Regions from separate parts of the Homo sapiens genome. Here region 1 is linked to region 2. Evidence: chromatin loops called from intact Hi-C (ENCODE). Cell type or tissue: left ventricle myocardium inferior. All regions are shown on one strand. Links, peaks and the distances in the headings refer to the core of each region. The heading gives the core; the rest is flanking DNA.

Region 1 (9,197 bases), core at 308-8,307, 90 kb before region 2:
TCTTTCCCAGGAATAGTTTCTGTAAGAACAAGAAATTTATCAGGAGAAAGGAACAGAAACCAGTATTTATCAAGCACCCTACTAGTTCCCAAATGACAATGACAAGTATTTTCATATCCAGTATTGTATTAAAATTTCAGAACAAATGGCCTAGGTAGGCACAGCTATCCCCACTACACAGATGAGGAAAGTAAGACCCAGTTCCACATCACACTGACAGTAAGGCAAGGGTGGAAGCCAAAGTCAAGTCCAAGTCTGTCTTACTCCAGAGTCTGTGCTAGTCCATTGATTCTCACTGCTGCCAGGGTTTCTTAGACCACCAAATTAGATATGTCCATGATACTGGTTTATTTTTTCCCTGATTTAATATATCTCCATTATTGTTTCCTCTCATTCCTTGCTTTCCTGCTTCTTTCTTGAGAACATGGTTGTACCTTGACCTCAGTTGGCTTTAATTGCTTCTTCTGCATCCCATTCTCCCCTCAAAGATCCTGGTTCTCCATGGGGGAGTGAGGGCTGTGCTATTTATGTGGAGTTCCATGCTGGAGCTGGCTATGACCCTACGAGCCCGGGTCTCTGCTCCCTCCCTCTCCCCTGACAACTTGTGGGCTGTGTATATGTCAGAAAGTTAGTGGCAAGAGTTAGAATTCCAGGCAGCTTTTTGTCAGACAAAAGCATCAATTATCATTATGTGAATGGCTACTTCGTTATGTGCTATAGTGGCTCTGCTGAGCATCCCAGGAATAAGCTATCAAATCCTTAGAATGACATCCTTGGAGTAAAAAAGTGCAATTTTAAAACAAAACCAAAAAAGGCCTGTTTCCACTATCTGCCAAATAAAGCTCAGGAGGAGTCTTGCCCACACATATACACTCCAGCCCTCTCCCCATGAGATTAATCTGAGTATCTCACCATTTGAAACTGAAACACACAGTAGTGAAGACTTTTGTGTTTTTCTATTTGTAAACCTTACCTTCCTCCAAATACTTTTTTTTGTTGGCCCAGAGTAAGTGAAATTATCTTTGTTTTCCTTATACAACAATTTAGCTTTAACACACCACACACACACACACACACACACACACAAACACACACACACAATTAATGTAGCTAGAAAATCCTACCCAAGCTACAGGAGACTACAAGATCTGAGCTCAAAGTAAATGTGTATTTATATTATTAGGTGGTCATTCCATAAAAAGATTGCTTCTAACCAAATATGTGCATGCATGTATGCATACACATACACACACATATATTTATCCGGGGAGTGTTTTCAAAGAAGGGTTTTCCCCCCATACTTCTGGCAGTTCAGGTTTAAAGGTCAGATTTAAACTATCACCATGTTTCACAATGCAATCTGTGCAGTGCCGCGTAATGAAATGGTTCAGTAAAGGTGCTCATGGAAATTCTTTTAATTAGGTCTAAGGCTTTTCAGTTGTCAACATGAATAAACCAAGAAGCATTCTCTTGCAAACACAACACACAAAATTAAAGTGTAAGTTACCTTTGAAAAAACTGATATGCACTTGCAAAAGGAAACTTATATGTTTTTTACAACACAACATCCACCAATTTTTTTTTAAAAAAGTGGACCAATATCTTTCAAGAACAAAATGGACTGCAAACCAAAAATAAAAGGATTGCTCTATTTCTAATGAACCAGAACATTAATGCCTTTTCTAATGGAAAGTATTTGGAGGAAGACTAAAGTTAATCATAATTAAAAATGTTTATCAAGAGACTAACGACTTTCTTCATGAGCAAAAGCCACCTTTCCATTTAACTATAATTAATTCTACAGATCAGCAGTATCTCAGTCAGACATGTGAATGTCTCACAATGACTCTGGCAAATTGAATGACATATATTAAAAATGAACCAAAATGCACTTCTGCCCTCAGAGCCACTATCTGAGGCCCAAAAGATGAGCATATCACAGCAGGAATGCCACCAAGATGCCTGCTTCCCTAAAGCCGTGTTAACAAACTAAACCATAGAGGTGTAGAAATTTTAACCATCAGTTCACAGCTAGAAATTGAAATTCACAAAACTCTAAGAAAACAGTAGGTTGCTTGGGGCACTTGGGTTGTATTTGCACTGAGCTTTGAGAGAAAAGCAAAACTAAAACTATTCCAGTCACCACCAGGAGTTCAGATTTAGATGAGTACAAAGGTGTTCACAAATGCCAACCAAACTTCAGACCTGACATGGAATGAGACAACTCAGATGGAGCAATGGCAGCATGTCATAAACATGCATAATAAATCAATGTCTTGATTGATCAATGGATGAATATATTCTAGTGACCTCTAGGCATGAGGGGACCACACTTTACAGTACATGGATTTACTCTGGGCTCAGCCCGACCTGAGTTCAAATTCTGGCTCTCCTCCTGGCAATTATCTGGATGCCTCTAGGCAAGTTACTTGGCCCCTTTTCTTCATCTATAAAAAGGGGATAAAGTACCCTCCCCTTCTTTTTTTTGCAGGATTCTTATGTAGATTAAATGTCAAGATTTTCAAATCCCCTAGCACAGTGCCTGGCACACTGTAGGGGCCTAATCGATGGTGACTATTCTTCTGCGCTAGCTCAACTCCAAAGCCAAAACTACCCAAGCCTTTATTTTAGCATCGAAAAGAATCATGGGTTCACAATGAACATATTCTAGGGCATCAATTACTGAAATGTCACTCATTATGCTGAGCCTAGTGGATTTACTTAGTGACCCAAACTTGGTGTGTATTTGGGAGTTAATGAAGAGCTTGGTGTTTACAAAGATAAAAGTGGGGTTTGTCTCAGCCACAATCCTGGGCTGAATGGATACAGATTTCCCTGCTTAGGGATGTGGCCAGGCCGGATTCATGGTGGATCACATGGATACATCCACACAGAGCGAGATATCTCCCAAGGGGATCCGGGCATCTCCACCTCCTCAGGGGAGGAAAAAAAAACAAAACAGGAAGGGGGGTGGGAAGTGTGTATAATAGATGTGTTTCACAGTGTCCCCGCTGTGATGAACAACTTGATCCACTTACAGTTCCAAACACATGATGCATAAAAGAGCTGACAGAAATTCAATTCTTGCAAAGAAAAGCATCTGCTCTCTAGTGGGAACGGCCAAATATTAAGCAGTTTTAAGGCAGGGCAAAGACCTAGAGGAGCACACTTCATTATCTAGATAGCTAGAGTAAAGAAATGCAGAGGATTACAAACGAACGAAAAAGTAGCCAAGATTCCAAGCATTAATTACCCGGGGTAAAATGATTCAAGTTAAATCTTTGTTACGACAAATATTAAACCCAGCTGTGTTTATGTAGCAGTTGTGAAAAAGAAGAAAAAAAGAAATCCGTGTACAATATCTGTGAGCTCTGCCAGTTAATTGAATTCGCTGGCAGCACTTCCTCCACCACGAGCCAAACATCCTCAAAGATAAAATGTAGCTTTTAAACAGACCTGGGAAAAACAGAATCAAGAAATTTCAACCAATAAAACACAACTCTTTACTGGTATGAAAGTAAAGTAAAATTCAGTAATGAAAGGAAGGAAGTCTCTTAAACATTTACTGCATTCCAAAGCTTGGAATTGTGGTTTATTGCTGAGGTCTCTTCTGATGTCCCACAGTGCTCCTGCTCCAGCATCTTTAATGAAGTCCCATAAACTCCCATAAAATCCTCGATCGTTGACAAATCATACACACACGCTTAGGGCAAGGCTCACTGGATCACGATGCTCTCTTCCTGAATGAATGAAATTTACAAGTCACAGCATGGACAGTGTCGCCAAGTGGCCCAAGACAGAACAGGGATGGACAAACAACTCCTGAAAAGCACAAGGGATGAATGACTGGATGCTGGTCACAGGTGCTACTAAGAATTCTCTCTAGCACACTGTCCCCTGACCCCAAGTCCAATATCAGTAGACGTGGGGTGGGGGAAAGCTTTGGTCAGATTCTAGCAACCAGCAAAGCAGCAAGAGGTGGGATCCAACACTCGACCCTTAGTCTGGGACTCCTGGTAGCATGAATTTTATCACATCATTCCCTGGCTTAATCACCTTAGTAGATGCCCCACTGCCCCAAACTTGAAGTCCAAACTTGTTTTTGTGACCATTCCCAATCTGGTCCCTCCTGTCTATTTGGGTCTCATCTTTTGTCCCTCCCAACCACACACCCTATGTTCTAGCCGTAATAAACTGTTAATTCCTGGTTCACACCTCCAACCTCCATGCATTCAGTTCTCATCCCCCAGTGTGCTCATCGCTCCTTTCCAGGAAGGATGACTGTTTCTCAAGTGTTTCCATGTCCCCATGGCTCAATACACTGAGCATACACCCAAAAAACTTTGGCTAAATGAATAATGAACAAATAATCTCCATACCTGAAGTGGCTATAGATCTGCCCATCTGGAAGACTCTGAACTAGAAACATCCAGAGTCTCCTGTGTATGGAAGCAAAGCTGTCAGTAAAAAGTATAAATGGGTAGAAGAGCAATGGCAAGAGATGAGGTAGGAGAGATGGGCAGAAAGTGGATTACAAAGGCCCATATTATGGAGCCTGAATTTCACCAAGAGAAAAATGAGGCACCACTAAAGGTTTTCAGTTGGGGAGTGGTCTCCATGCTCTGTAATACACCTTTGTTTATAGCCTGGAGGATGGATGGGGACTGGAGAAGTGGGGGCAAGACTGGCAGTCCAGCCTGCATTAGCTTTTCTACTAACCAGCCTGGGACCTCACTGAGAATAAAGGTTATGTCTTAATCACCTCCATACTCATTATACCCAATATAAAGCCTAGCACATAGTAGGTGCTCAGGAAATGCCTGCTGAATGAATAAACACTCTATCAGAAAATACTAACAAAAATGCATTAACAGGGTAGAAGTATCAAGTCCATAAAAAGGCCTAGTCCCTCGCTTCTGGAATCAAATGCATTGTTGACTCACAGGGAAAGATCACACACCAGTTCCTACAAGCCCTGTAGAATATCTCGAGAGTCTGAGGGTTCTGGGCCTTTAAAGAAATATGGCGTGGAGAAGGCCAGGGCTTGAGATAAACATGAAGTCTGTAAACACGCCTTTAGATCTAAAAGAAGGAGTATTCTTGCCATATTTTTCCTCCAAAATCCATAGCTAGGGAACAATGCAATATTGTCAGTGAAAACACTACTTTGGCAACTTTCATGGAACATAGCAAGGTATAAGGCATTAACCTTGCCAACCTCATTTTTTTTTTTAGGGTAAAACAAAGCTAACTCAGACAAGATTATACATTTGAGACTAAATTGTCTAGGCATCTAGCACAAAGCCGAGCCATCCTGCCTCCAAAGTAACCCTTTGCTCATGTACATAAATCATCTAAAAATCAGCAGAGTTGTTCTGAAAGCTACTTAATATTGGAACTCCACCTTTAAAATTAATTTCCAAGGCTGCTACTTTTAAAAATTAACTAAGTCATAACTGATATATAATAGAATGCATACACTTAAAAAGCACAGTCCAGTGAGTTTTGACCAATGTCTACACGTGTGTAACCACCTCCACAATCAAGAAACAGAACAGTTCCTTCACCACAGAAGGTTGGTTGGTGCCCCTTGGCAGTCAGGCCCTGCCTCCTCCATCCCAGCCCAAGGCAACCACTGATCTGCTTTCAGCCACTATAGACTAGCTTTCTCTCTTCTATTTTTACATACATGAAATCCTACAGTGCTGTGTGTCTGGTTTCTTTTGCTCAGTGTGAATTAAGATTCATTCATGTTGCTTGGTGTATCAAACGTTTGTTACTACAGAATACTGAGTAAATACATAAACATAAGGGATATAATACATTGTTTATTTATCCATCTACCATTTGATAGACATTTCGGTTACTTTCAGTTATTGTTCTCTATGAATACAGCTGCCATAAACATTCATGTACAAGCCTGTTTGGATATAGTTTCATTTCTCTTGGGTGAATAGCCAGGTGTGGGATTGTTGGGTTGTATGGTAGGCGTAAGTTTAACTTCATGAGATATTGACAAACTGTTTTCCAAAGTGGTTGTACCGTATTGTACTCCCATCAGCCGTGATGAAAGCTCCACATAAATGCTTCCACATCTTTGACAATACTTGGTGTTGCCAGTGTTTAAATAATTTTAAAGTCAGGTTTATTGAGGTATGATTTACATACCTTAAGATTCACCATCTTTAGTGAATAGTTCTAAGAATTTTGAAAGATACATGCAGTCATATATCTATCACCACAATCAAGATACAGACGGTCCATCATCCCCCAAATTTCCCTTGTTCCACTTTTAGTCCTGGCAACCACTCAGCTGTTTCTAGCTTTATAGTTTTGCCTGTTCCAGAATACAAAATAAATGGATTCTGTCACTTCTAATGTATTTGAGATTCATCCATTTTGTGGAATAGATCAGTAGTTAGTTTCTTCTTCTTGATTGTGGAGTAGCCTTCTATTTTATGGGTATACCACTGATTGTTTTTATATTAACCAGTTGGGGGACGTCTGTATTGTTTCTGGTTTGGGTTGCTAAAAACATACACATACATACGTTTTCCTTTTCTTGGGCAAATACCTAGGTGTGGGATCGCCTGGTCATACAGTAAACATATGTTTAAAATATACATCTATAAGAAATTCAGCCTTTTTATTTTAGCCGTACCAGTGGGTATGCAGTAGAACCTTGTTGTGACATTAATTTGTACCCTCATGACTAACGATGCGGAGTATCTTTTCATGTGCATGTTGTGATGTGTTTCTTCAAATATTTTACCCATTTTAATTGAGCTATCTTCTTGCTATTGAGTTTTGGAATTTTTAAATATATTTTGGATAAAAGTCCTTTTTTAGGTATAAGTGTTAAGAATATTTTATCTCATTTTGTCTGTGGCTTGCCTCTTCATTTTTTAAATGATGCTTTTGGGGAGCATAAGTTTTTACCTTTCATGACATCCAATTTATCACTTTTTTATTTATGATGTGTGCTTTTTATGTCCTAAGAAATTTTTGCCTACCCCCAATTCATGAGGATTCCCTCTCATATTTTTTTTCTAGTCATTTGATTGTTTTTGCTTCTATTTTTAGGTCTATAGTCTATTTTGAGCTAATATTTGCATGAGGTAAAAGTCAAGGCTTCTTTTTTTTCCATATAGATATCCAGTTGTTCCAGCACGTTTGTTGGAATAAAAGATCCCTCTTCTTTCCCTTTTGAATTACTTTGGCATATTTGTTGAAAAATCAATTGACCACTTATGTGTAGGTCTAATTCTGGACTCTTAATTTTGTTCTATTGATTTATATGTGTTTCTACACTGTCTTGATTACTGTAACTTTATAGTGAGTCTTGCAAACAGGTAATATAAGTCCTACAACTTTGTTCTTCTCTTTCAACATTGTTTTGGCTATTCTAGATCTTTTGCATATTCATATACATTTTAGAATCAGCTTGTGAAGTTTACCAAAAAGAAAGCCATCTGGAATTTGGGTTGGGATTATATTGAATCTATAGATCAATTTAGGGAAAATTAACATCTTAAAAATATTGAGTAAAAAAATATTGAGTCTTCCAATCCAAAACATGGAATAGCTCTCCATTTATTTAGGTCTTTTAAATTTTTTTTCAGAAATGTTTCATAGCTTTCAGGATACAAATTTTCAACATATTTTCTTAAATTTATTCCTAAGTATTTTGTGTTTTGTATGCTATTTTAAATGGTACTTTAAAAAATCTCATTTTCAATTGCTTGTTACTAGTATATAGAAATACATTTGATTTTTGTATACTGACTTTATCCTGCACCCTTACTAAATTCATTTATGAGACTCCTTAGAATTTTCCATATACACGATCAAGTTGTCTGAATAAAGAGAATTTCACTTCTTTCTAATCATTAAGGCTTTACCTCTTTTCCCTGTCTTAGTGAACTGGTGGGAACCTCCAGTACAATGTTGAATAGAAATAAGAAGAGCAGATACCTTTCTTTCATTCTCGGGGGAAAGAAATCAGTCTTTCACCATTAAGTATGATGTGAGCTGTAGGTCTTTTCTAGATGCTCTCTATCACAGTGAGAATACTTCATTTTCTAGGAGTTCTTATCATGAATATTGCCGAATTTTTCCTAAATTTTTTTTTTCATATATCTTGTTATTATTTTCCTTTTCAGTTTACTGATATAATAGATTACATGGTTTTTCAAATATTTAGCCAACCTGTATTCACATCTTTTAAAAAAGGTTATTATCCTTTTTTATATATTGCTGGATTCAATTTGATAATATATTGTTAAAGATTTTTGCATCTATATTGGTCTGTAGTTGCCTTTTTTTTTTTTTTTTTTGTTTGTAAATTATTTATCTGGTTTTCAAGTTGGGGTAAAGCTGACCTCATAAAATAAGATGAGACATCTTCCTTTTACTTCTGTTTTTTGAAAAAGTTGGTGATAAGATTGTGTTAGTTCTTCTTAAATATATGATAGAATTCACCAGGGAGGCTCTCTGGGCCTAGGGTTTTCTTTGTGGGAAAGTTTTACAGATTTAAAATTCTTTAATAGAAATAGTGCCATTTTTCTATTTCTTCTTGAGTCACTTTCTGTAATTCAAGGAATTTGTTCATTTTACCTAATTTGTCAAAATTGTAAAGTTATTCATAATACTCCCTTCTTTTTCTAAAATGAACTTTCATTTTGAAATATTTTTAGATTTACAGAAAAGTTACAAAGATAGTACAAAGAGGACCCATATTCTCCTTACCCAGTTTCAGTTTCCCCTAAACAGGGGTGTTAAAGGGAGAGAATGCAGTCATGGGTTCTTAGTTTGTTTCTGGTTGGGCCGGCAAAGCCTCTTCCTCATCCCTCTTTTCCACTTATCACTAGAGAGAGAAACTAAAAGCTATGGCTTTGGGCTGCTAAAAGCCTAAAACAAAACAGAACAGCCACAACAACAAAGTGGGGTGGGTTGGACAAGCTTGCATATCTTAGATTACCACCACACATTTGTCAAAACTAAGAAACTAACAATAGCACATTAGTATTAACTAAACTCCAGACTTTATTGTGATTTCATCAGTTTTCCATTCATGCCATTTTTCTATCCCAAGATCCAATCCAGGATCCTACATTGCATTTAGTTGTCATGTCTCCTTAGTCTCCTCTGGTTTAGAACAGTTTGTCTTTCCTTTGTTATGACCTTGACAGTTGTGA
Region 2 (9,197 bases), core at 865-8,864:
AATTAGTGGTTTATCAGGTAACTGGGGTGAGGGCTGTACACAGAAGCATGTGTTCATTTCACAGCCAGGCCAAGCATATTTCTCCGATGGGTAAGATCAGAGGATAGAAGGGAGGACTTCCGCGGCAGGCTGTCCTCAGTCAAGACTACAGCCAGAACACGTTATGAGCTTCTGCTGATAAAAGACACAAGATAAGCCACTCTCCCAGCACTTTGCTTCTCCTGCAGACTAAATCCTCATCCTCTCATTTCTATCTCCTATAATCAGGCAATCAACACACACTTATTTAACTCCTACTATGTGCCTAGCACCCTCCTGGGAGCTAGGCCTGCAGAGATAAACTAACTGTGATCTCCATCTTCCTGCTTACTCTGGGGTGGGAGGGACATTAGACTCAGAAATCCAGTATGCAACATACCGTGGTTGAGGCTACACTCCAGGCATGGCTGAGAAGCCTCACTCCCCTTGACGGATATGCAGGGGAAGGCTGGAGAAAGTGTGACAGAGAAGACATTTGGTCTGGGCCTCCAAACAGGGGTTCACTCAGTGGACCAGGGAAGAAGCATATTCCAGGCAGAGGCAAAGACAGGGTGGGGAGAGGAGCGCACACGCAGGGAAGAGAGTGAGAGGCAGGGCGGGGAGGGAGAGCAGGGGGCAGGGGAGCTAGGGACAGGGCAGTGCTGAAGGATCCTGACATGACCCTATTTGTGTTTCAGAAAAATCTTCCTAGAGACTCTGTGGAGGACAGATAAGAGGGCAAACAGGAGGCAGGACAGTCAACTAACAGGCTGCTGCCATATTCTGGGAAAGAAATGATTAAAATATACATTAGAAAACCAATTCAGACAAAAGCTTTGGGTGTAGATGTCAGGGATATCCATAAAGTAGAATCACAGGACTTGACGATGAATTAGACTTGGGGAGGGAAGGAGAAAAAAATCTCAAGTGACCCCTGGACTTCTAGATTACTATGCACCATACTAGTCTACTTGCCCAAATAGGTTTTTAAAGGGAGAGTCCATTCTTTTAATAAAGGATAAATCCTCCTTCTAAAGCACCATAATTTCTGTCAAACATGGTGTCCCTGGCCACCTCTTCCTAGGCTTAGTGTCCTGGGCTGTAATGCCACCATGGCTGAGCCTAAGTAACCACTTTCTTCATTCTCTGCCAATTACTTCTCTGTGTGACTCACCTACTTGGAAAGGAAAACCTTGCTTCAAGGACTAGTTCCCAGTTTCTGTGCTCAAAAGGTCTCGGTTTTCTTAGTGCCAGTAAGTTTTTAGGCTTGAGGATATTCCTTTCCTACTCATGGAGTTTAAACATTATTTCAGTTACACATACATTTATGTCCCCATGAGCATGTGCCTCTCCACCTAGCATCTCTTCTGGCCACACTCTCTAGGGCTGGGTAGCACAGCTACAAAGCTATCCCCCACCCAGGCTGGAAAGGGCTCAAATCTGAGGAAGGTCTCTGGACAGAGCAGCCTGCAAGGTGCACTTCAGAAGAAGCCTGCAACGCACAAGCTCCTTAGACTCTTGGCTCCCACTTCTCATCTCTGCAAAGAAACGTTGGTAAGCGTCAGGTCAAGTGCGAACCCCCTGTGGCTCTAAATCCAGACAAAGAGAAAGGGAATGGCACCTGGCAAAACCCCCATCCTCCCAGGAGAAGCCTTATAATGGCTGCTCCCTTCTAGCTGTCCCTGCTGGCTCCTGCACCAATCCAGGTGGCTGGGGACTTGAGGCTCACTGTGATCCATGCCTGAGGTTACGAAGCAGGTGGGGGTGGTGGCGATGGGGGGAGTTGGAGTGGGGTGGGGATGGGAGGGGATATAGTGGGGCTTAGAGAGAAAGCGTCTTAGGTTCAATACCTTAGGGAAATGAGATAATCCTCAAACCAAAGAACTGACTCTAAGCTGGGTACTCCTTGGAGCCTTCGAAACAGATGCTAGTCCGCCCCACTGTCTGTCATTTTATTAGTCTTTGTGACTTTCCACTTCATACATGGTACACATGATAAAGACCTACTGTCTTGTGTCTGAAGGCAGCTTCCAAGGCAAGAGGCTTGGTTTTGTCAGTGGGTCTTGTTTACTGAAATAACTCCTATTCAAATTATTTTACCATAATAAAAATTTTTAAAACCCTCAACTGATTTTTTTTTTTTAAGAATTTAGGTAACCTTAGTTGGGAGGGATTCTTTAAAGGGAATTATAAATTTGGATTATAAAACAATCTGCTTAAGAAAGAATCCCAGAAATTCACATAAGCAATCAAATCAGAGAAGAGTATTCTAGAAAGGAAAGCAGAGTTTACTCAGAGGTCAACTTTCATCCCTCCATGTGAATAGAAAAACCATTAGAATAAACAATTACCTGACAACTCTTAAGAGCAACAATGGAATTCTCTATAATCGCAGTTCTTGATAATAGGTCTTCTACTACCACTTCAACTTTGTTTATGTTTGAAAGTCATGATGAGTTCATAAATCTTTTCTATATCATGGCGCATCTTTTGACAAAGTGGAGTCTGGGCAATGTTATATGTAACTGTCCATTCTAACTGCTTTCCTCGCATCATTAACCACTTGGTATGACACCAACGAGATAATTAAGACAGGTTTGTTTAATATTCCAAATGAAGGTCTATATGATTATCCATTAATCAAAAGTAAACTTCAAAACCTGGACACTAAAAAAAAATCCTTTATATAGCTGGTTTACAATGTAATTATTACTACATAACTGTTCATGATCTGTGACTTTTTTTTAAATGCAGGTCAACTGTTTAAAATTTATAAAGATTTATGCTCATTTAATTATTGCCTGCATAAAATTCACTCCTACATGTGTTATCTTGATAGACAGAGAAAACCCTGATGAGCAATTACAGAGTGATAGTTTTTCAGTGAAAAGAAAGAAAATATTTTTACAAAGAAATTGTAGAAATAATGAGAATTAACTTCAATGGGGATCTGAAAGGGAAAAGAATTAATTTTTTAAGTTTGCTTTTCATTAATGTCTTGCAGACAAATTGGCCCAAAAGCCAACTGAAAGGAATTGTTCTTTTTTCTTCTCCTGGGGGTGGCTACATGTTCATTCATTCATTCAGTCATTCGTTCAGTCAATAAATACATATTGGGCATCTATTCTGTTCTGGGTACAGTGCTACTGTGAAAAAAAATACTGATCCCTGTCCTTAGAGAAGGAGAGAGGACATTTTACCAAACGTTCATTCAATTAATTATATAACTTACACATATGATGAGCAATTTCTTAGATGGGCAGAGAGAGCCACGGAGCCAGGGCCCAGACCAGGCAGCATCTCAATGCTCAGATCATACCCACTGAAGGGTGAATCCTGGTTTTAGCACTTCCTGGTTTGGCAAGTTACCTCACTTCTCTGGGCTTCATTTCCTCTCCAGAACAGAGATAACAACCATACTATAAGGCTGTTGTGAAGATTTCATAACATAACAAACAGTGCCCGATCTGATCCACAGTGGATGCTCAATAAATACCAGCTCCTTCCTCTCTTTTTGCACACTAACACTTCTCTGAAGCTGTCCAGGAGAACAGGATTATCTGGTGATAGAACATTATTAAGTTCCACATCCCAAAGCCTATTTATCCTTTTTGTTGCTTATGTTCCTTAGAGGAGATAATCAATAAATATTTACAAACCATCTATATTACAGGCAGCGGAGCCCTGGGCTCCATCTGCCACACCAGTTCCAAGCTTCAGACATTCTGGTGTGAAAAGGGCCTGCTAAGACACTTTCAAGGCCCCATGAAATATATGCCCCATAAAAGGAAGAGAATTAATCTCCATAACCATGAATATGAAAAAAATCTAGAAAAGATGTGCTCCAAGAATAATGTTCTTCAGCCCTCAGCCACAACTCAGATCTCAAGGGAGGTTAAGACTAGAATTCTGGGAGAGCCAAGAAAAGGAGAAAAAGAAACAGACCATTGAAAGCAGCATCTCCATCAAACCAGACATTGTCCTTGGAACGCTACATTTAATACTTCATGAGTTTCTCACATTTTCCTTTTGTAGATAAGGACCTAGAGGCTCCAAGAGTATAAGTACATTGCCCCAAAGTCCCAGGGTAGCAAAGCCCAGAGTCTGGTTGTCTCTAAAATTCATGTTCTTTCCACTACACCAGATCATAAAGGATTAACAACCCCACAGTTACTGCTTGTTTCAATTTGCAATGCAGCAATTTAGTAATTTTAAATTAATCCTTGAAAAATCATCAAGAGATTAATATGCAAATTTCAACACTGCTAGAGCTCAACAGTGATTCTGTGTCAAAAACCACATAAATTGGTCCTACAAAAGTTCAGATTCTCCTTAGAGGAAAGGCTTTCCTGCTTCATTTTGTAATTTGCTATATATTTAAAAAAACATTTCTTTTCTTTTTTTCCTCATGAATAGAACACATCAATTCCAGGGAGGCAGTGGGGTACAACAGGAACAAAAGCTTACAAACCTGGGTCGCTACACTGTGCTTACGAGCAGACCTTGCCACCTCAGCTCTGTGAGCTCTGGGCTCCCTGTCTAAAACGGGGCTCAGGTCTACCCCTTTCGGAGTAGCTCTAAGGATTAAAGTGGAAGCATGTACGGTAGGAGTCTGGCAGATTGGTATCACCATTCTGCTTAGAAACAAACAACGCTAGCCTTTTACTGGTTTGCAAAGGAGGATTTAGGGACAATGGGTCATGCACAGGGAATTGGTTCATTAGTAGCAAAACCAGCAGAAGGAATGTAAATTTTTAAAATAGTGGGGGCAGGAGAGGTAGCATACAGTGCAGACAGGCTTTGGAGGTAAGGCTATGAGAAGACTTAAAAAAAAAAACTTCCTAATCTCAATTGTGGTTTTGAAAAATTAGAAATGATCAGAATTTCCAAGTACCTTAAAATGAAGTTCTTAAGAAATTATTTATTCTTAAAAGAAAAAAAAAATTTTTTAATGAACCTAACCTAGGCAATCATTTTTATCATAACATTATTTATAGAAAATGTAAATGTCTATTAGTAGGAAAAGCACAGTTAAAACAGTTAAATACAGTGAATTAAACATACATTTATCTTTTCTCTCTCCTGATACCAGCCTCCCAGAAAAAGTCAAAGTAAAAGAATTTTAAAAGGCACAAACGCCAAAAAACAGGAGAAGAATTAGTAATGGAACAAAGAGATCAAATTTTTGAAAGCCAAAAAGCAGATGTGACTAACGAAGTGGTTTTCAAGCTGGGGCCATTAGTCCCCCAGGGGATATTTGGCAATGCCTGGGGACATTTTTGGTTGTCACAGCTGGAGGGGAATGTGCTACCATCATATAGTGAGTAGAGCCCAGAGATGCTTGCTAAATATCCTACGATGTATAAAACAGCCCCATTCAACAAAGAATGATCTGGCCCAAGCTGACAAGCATGCGACTGAGGTTGAGAAGGAAAGCTTAAAGCTACGGATAAGGTGGGCAGGCACAGCACCGAGCATTCAGCCCAACTCATAGCACAAAAAGAATTCCAAAAAGGAACTGGAGACACCCAGAATCTCTGAAGGCTAGGAGACGGGGTGCAAATAAAAATAGGAGTAATTCAATCCCAAGGATCTCCTCTCCCAGCTCAATGAGCTAGTTAACAGACTTTCCCACACCTCTCCAGAGGAATATGTGTTTACTTTCTAGAAGAACTGAACCAGAAAGGCCTGGTGACACCAGGTACAGTTGAGGACGGGCAATAAAGCCTTTGACAGGCAATAAAGGCTTACACTGAAAATGAGTACTAAACGAAGGTATACATATTAGATGCTGACATGTCATAACCTACCATTCCTACTCAGCTTCCAGAACACTGATAATAAAGCATACACTACCTAGGCAAAGAAAACAGACCAACTCCAAAGAAAAAGATTCTGATACTGATATTTGAGAGGCCACTGCCCCCAAAATAGCCACACTAGTTCCAAGCTCCAGAAATGACTGACAGAGCATTCAGCCAGCTTTTTAGTGCCTCACTCTTAAATGTGACGGGGCAGCCATTTGAGGAAAGGCTCTACAGTGAAAGTTAAGGAATAAAACAAACAGAAGATAGGAATGTTGAGCAGGAAAATAATACGAGGAGAAGAACACTTTTTAAAATCTATAAATAACAGTCTCACAGATGAGTGAAAATATTAATATAATGGCAGAAGTAAATTTCCAAAGATGGAAAGATTTGCTGAAGAAAGTAGAGAGAAAACGAAAAGAGAGAGATGGAAAATAGGAGAGAAAAAACAAGAAAATTAGAGGATCAGCACAGGATATTTTAACATTCTATCATAGAGGCCCCAGAGAAAGAAAGAAAAATGAAGAATATTTTTTCAAAGAAATAATGTAAGAAAAGTTCTCAGCTCTAAAGGACATGAGTTTCCATATTAAATGGAACCACCAAGTGCCCAGCACAATAGATGAAAACAGGCCCGTAGCAAGGCGCATCACTGCAATTTCAGGATACCAGGAGGGACCACCAAAGGATGGTTACAATAAGTAAATCACAGGAATCGGAATGGCTGAGACTTCTTAGTTGCAACAGCAAAGCTAGAAGTCAGTGGAGAAACATCTTCAAAGTTGGGAAGATAGAGTAATTTCCAACCTAGAGTTCTATACCCAGTCAAACTATCAAAAGAAGAATAAAGAGGCTGGACTCACACTTGTAATTCCAGCACTTTGGGAGGCCAAGGCAGGTGGATCAATTGAGGTCAGGAGTTCAAGACCAGCCTGGCCAACATGGTGAAACCCCATCTGTACTAAAATGTACAAAAATTAGCCAGGTGTGGTGGTGTGTACCTGTAGCCACAACTATTTGGGAGGCTGAGACAGGACAATCGCTTGAGCCCAGGAGGTGGAGTTTGCAGTGAGCCGAGATTGTGCCACTGCACTCCAGCCTGAATGACAGAGCGAGACTGTCTCAAAAAAAGAAGAAGAGAGTTATTTTTAGTCATGCTAGGTCTAAAAATGTTGCCTCTAACAAGCACTTTCTCAAGAAAACTACTGGCGCATGTCTCACCAAAATGAGGGAGTGAAATCAAGAATGAGGAAGATGTGAAACCCAAGAATGCTTACGTGACAAAAAGTTGTATAAGAAAGGAAAGGTAATCTACTAACTACTTCAGTATGCTCATTAAAATGTAAACATTAACTTCTGATTTAATGTAAAAATTTTCTAAAGGTATAGAAAGAATGGGAGAGGGGAAATATGTGACTGAGAGAACGTTATTCTGTGTGTTTCGGGGTGGGGAGTGTTATAGGTGGTAAAAGACCAAAACTCTCATCTTCTATAGGAAAATCAATAAGTGATATCTGTAACAGAAAAAAAATAAGATTTAGCAATATGAATAAGTTACTCAAAAATACAGAGGGAAACACAGCTGCTAAAAACTTGAAAGTAGCTGGGCAACTTGAAAATTGCTGGTTTTCATCAACAACTATGTAGTACTACATGTTTTTAAGCCATTAATATGCATTACTTTCATAAGAGTAAAAATACCACTAAATAAGTATGTCATTAAAAAGGAAGAAGTAGGTAGATATGAACACTTTTTAGAATACATTAAACTAAAAAATGAGTTGCTAAACAAGTATGAATAGAATCATATTTATGTTTAAAAACCATCTACAACACACACAGGCCACATCCCTAAGGTACTTGTTTAGTGTCCTCATTGTCATTAATTTCTAAATAATAACTAATTTCAATTTGTATCATCTTTGATCCAACTGCTATTTCAAATAGATGAATATTTTTAAACCTTTAATTAATTTATTATTATAGTTTTCGTTCACCGCCATAAAAGAGTGACCTGTGAGAGTTTAGTATGCTCTATTTTGAAATTTTTGGTGTGATTTAGTACATGATCAATTCTTATAAATGTCCCATGGCATTTTAAAATAATCCTTCAGTAGCCTCCTTCATAGCTACACATAACACTAAATTCCTAGAGAAAGGTTTCATCAAACACTGGAGGGAGAGTGGGATTGGGGTTGGAGGGAGAGTGGGATTGGGGTTGGAGGGGGTGGTGGTAATGGGGGCCTTTCATTTTTTTCTCTATGTATCAGTATTAATCTTTTACAACAAAATATTTGTAAAGAATTTTTAATGACACAGGTAAATGTTCAGCGTACATTGTTACAAGAAAAACAGATATAAAGTGTGTACATTTTGTGTGCTTTTAAAAATGTAAGTTTTGAAACTTAACAACAAAAAAAAAAAACCAAAAGAATACTTCTGTCTCAAACAAAGTATTACTCAACCCCCAGTGTAAGCAGTGGAAACTAACCTGCTCTGAATAAAATAGGAGCAGGGATCTAGTGCTCTGATCAGTTAGCCATCTACCTCTGTGAGGCCTTCCAGGGCTGCCAAAGCAACACTGGGGTTCCCGGTTGCACACTTTGAAAACTACATGTCATAAAAAGGAAGGATGAAAAAACTCAGAAACAGATCTCTGAGATGGGAGATTATGCCTGATTTTTCTTTTGCTGTTGTGTGATACACATACATACATACCTTTCCTATGATTTGGTACTGTTTAAGTAATAATTATCTGTTCCTGAAACACCTTAACCACCTAAACCTGATAGATTTTTTTGAAGGATGGAGATTGAAATAGAGCTTTATTAATCTTTTCAAGTTATAATTCTATATTCATATTGCCTATTTCTCAGGCCAACTATCATTTGTCTTTTTCTAGAAAATTTTCTCTTTTCACAATCTTTAAATTTATTGAATAAGTTTAAAATTTTATTCTTTTCACAAATTCAGTTTTTAAAAACTACTATTTTTCAATTTTACTTTAACAATATTCCCTAATAAATTAAATTATAATTTCTTTTTCTAGTTTTGGTTATTTATTACTATTCTTTTTTTTTAGCTTCTTGAAAGTCAAGTTCATTGTTTTCTAAATTTTTTATTTATATAAAAGCATTCAAAGCTATGAATTTTCCCCAGAGTGTGGTTTTGGCCACATCCCTAAGGCACTTGTTTAGTGTCCTCATTGTCATTAATTTCTAAATAATAACTAATTTCAATTTGTATCATCTTTGATCCAACTGCTATTTCAAATAGATGAATATTTTTAAACCTTTAATTAATTTATTATTATAGTTTTCGTTCACCACCATAAAAGACAGTGACCTGTAAGAGTTTAGTATGCTCTATTTT

Evidence for each region. Peaks named below come from ENCODE experiments on the same cell type or tissue, not always from the same donor. Only the 100,000 strongest peaks of a DNase experiment are listed, where the experiment ranks them.
Region 1: a loop joins it to region 2, with 2.2 times the contacts of the local background. A loop is called at or near these places in 1 of 110 quality-filtered maps.

Annotation. Positions count from the first base shown.
Region 1 is chr9:123,565,856-123,575,052 of GRCh38, forward strand. The region is part of intron 12 of DENND1A (DENN domain containing 1A); the gene reads right to left. It overlaps LOC105376266 (a long non-coding RNA gene), which reads right to left. Exons shown (of 2, transcript XR_930332.3): 1 at 4,380-9,197; 2 at 1,401-3,740. Among named protein-coding and RNA genes, the nearest start is that of MIR7150, 85 kb to the left of the region's middle. RefSeq lists a silencer at 5,471-5,550. In left ventricle myocardium inferior, for the core only: no CTCF peak of the experiment used is centred there; DNase peaks (open chromatin) are centred at 2,886 and 3,416; H3K4me3 peaks cover 778 bases; H3K27ac peaks cover 2,077 bases.
Region 2 is chr9:123,655,612-123,664,808 of GRCh38, forward strand. All of the region lies in intron 8 of DENND1A (DENN domain containing 1A), which reads right to left. Among named protein-coding and RNA genes, the nearest start is that of MIR7150, 170 kb to the left of the region's middle. In left ventricle myocardium inferior, for the core only: no CTCF peak of the experiment used is centred there; a DNase peak (open chromatin) is centred at 5,275; H3K27ac peaks cover 411 bases.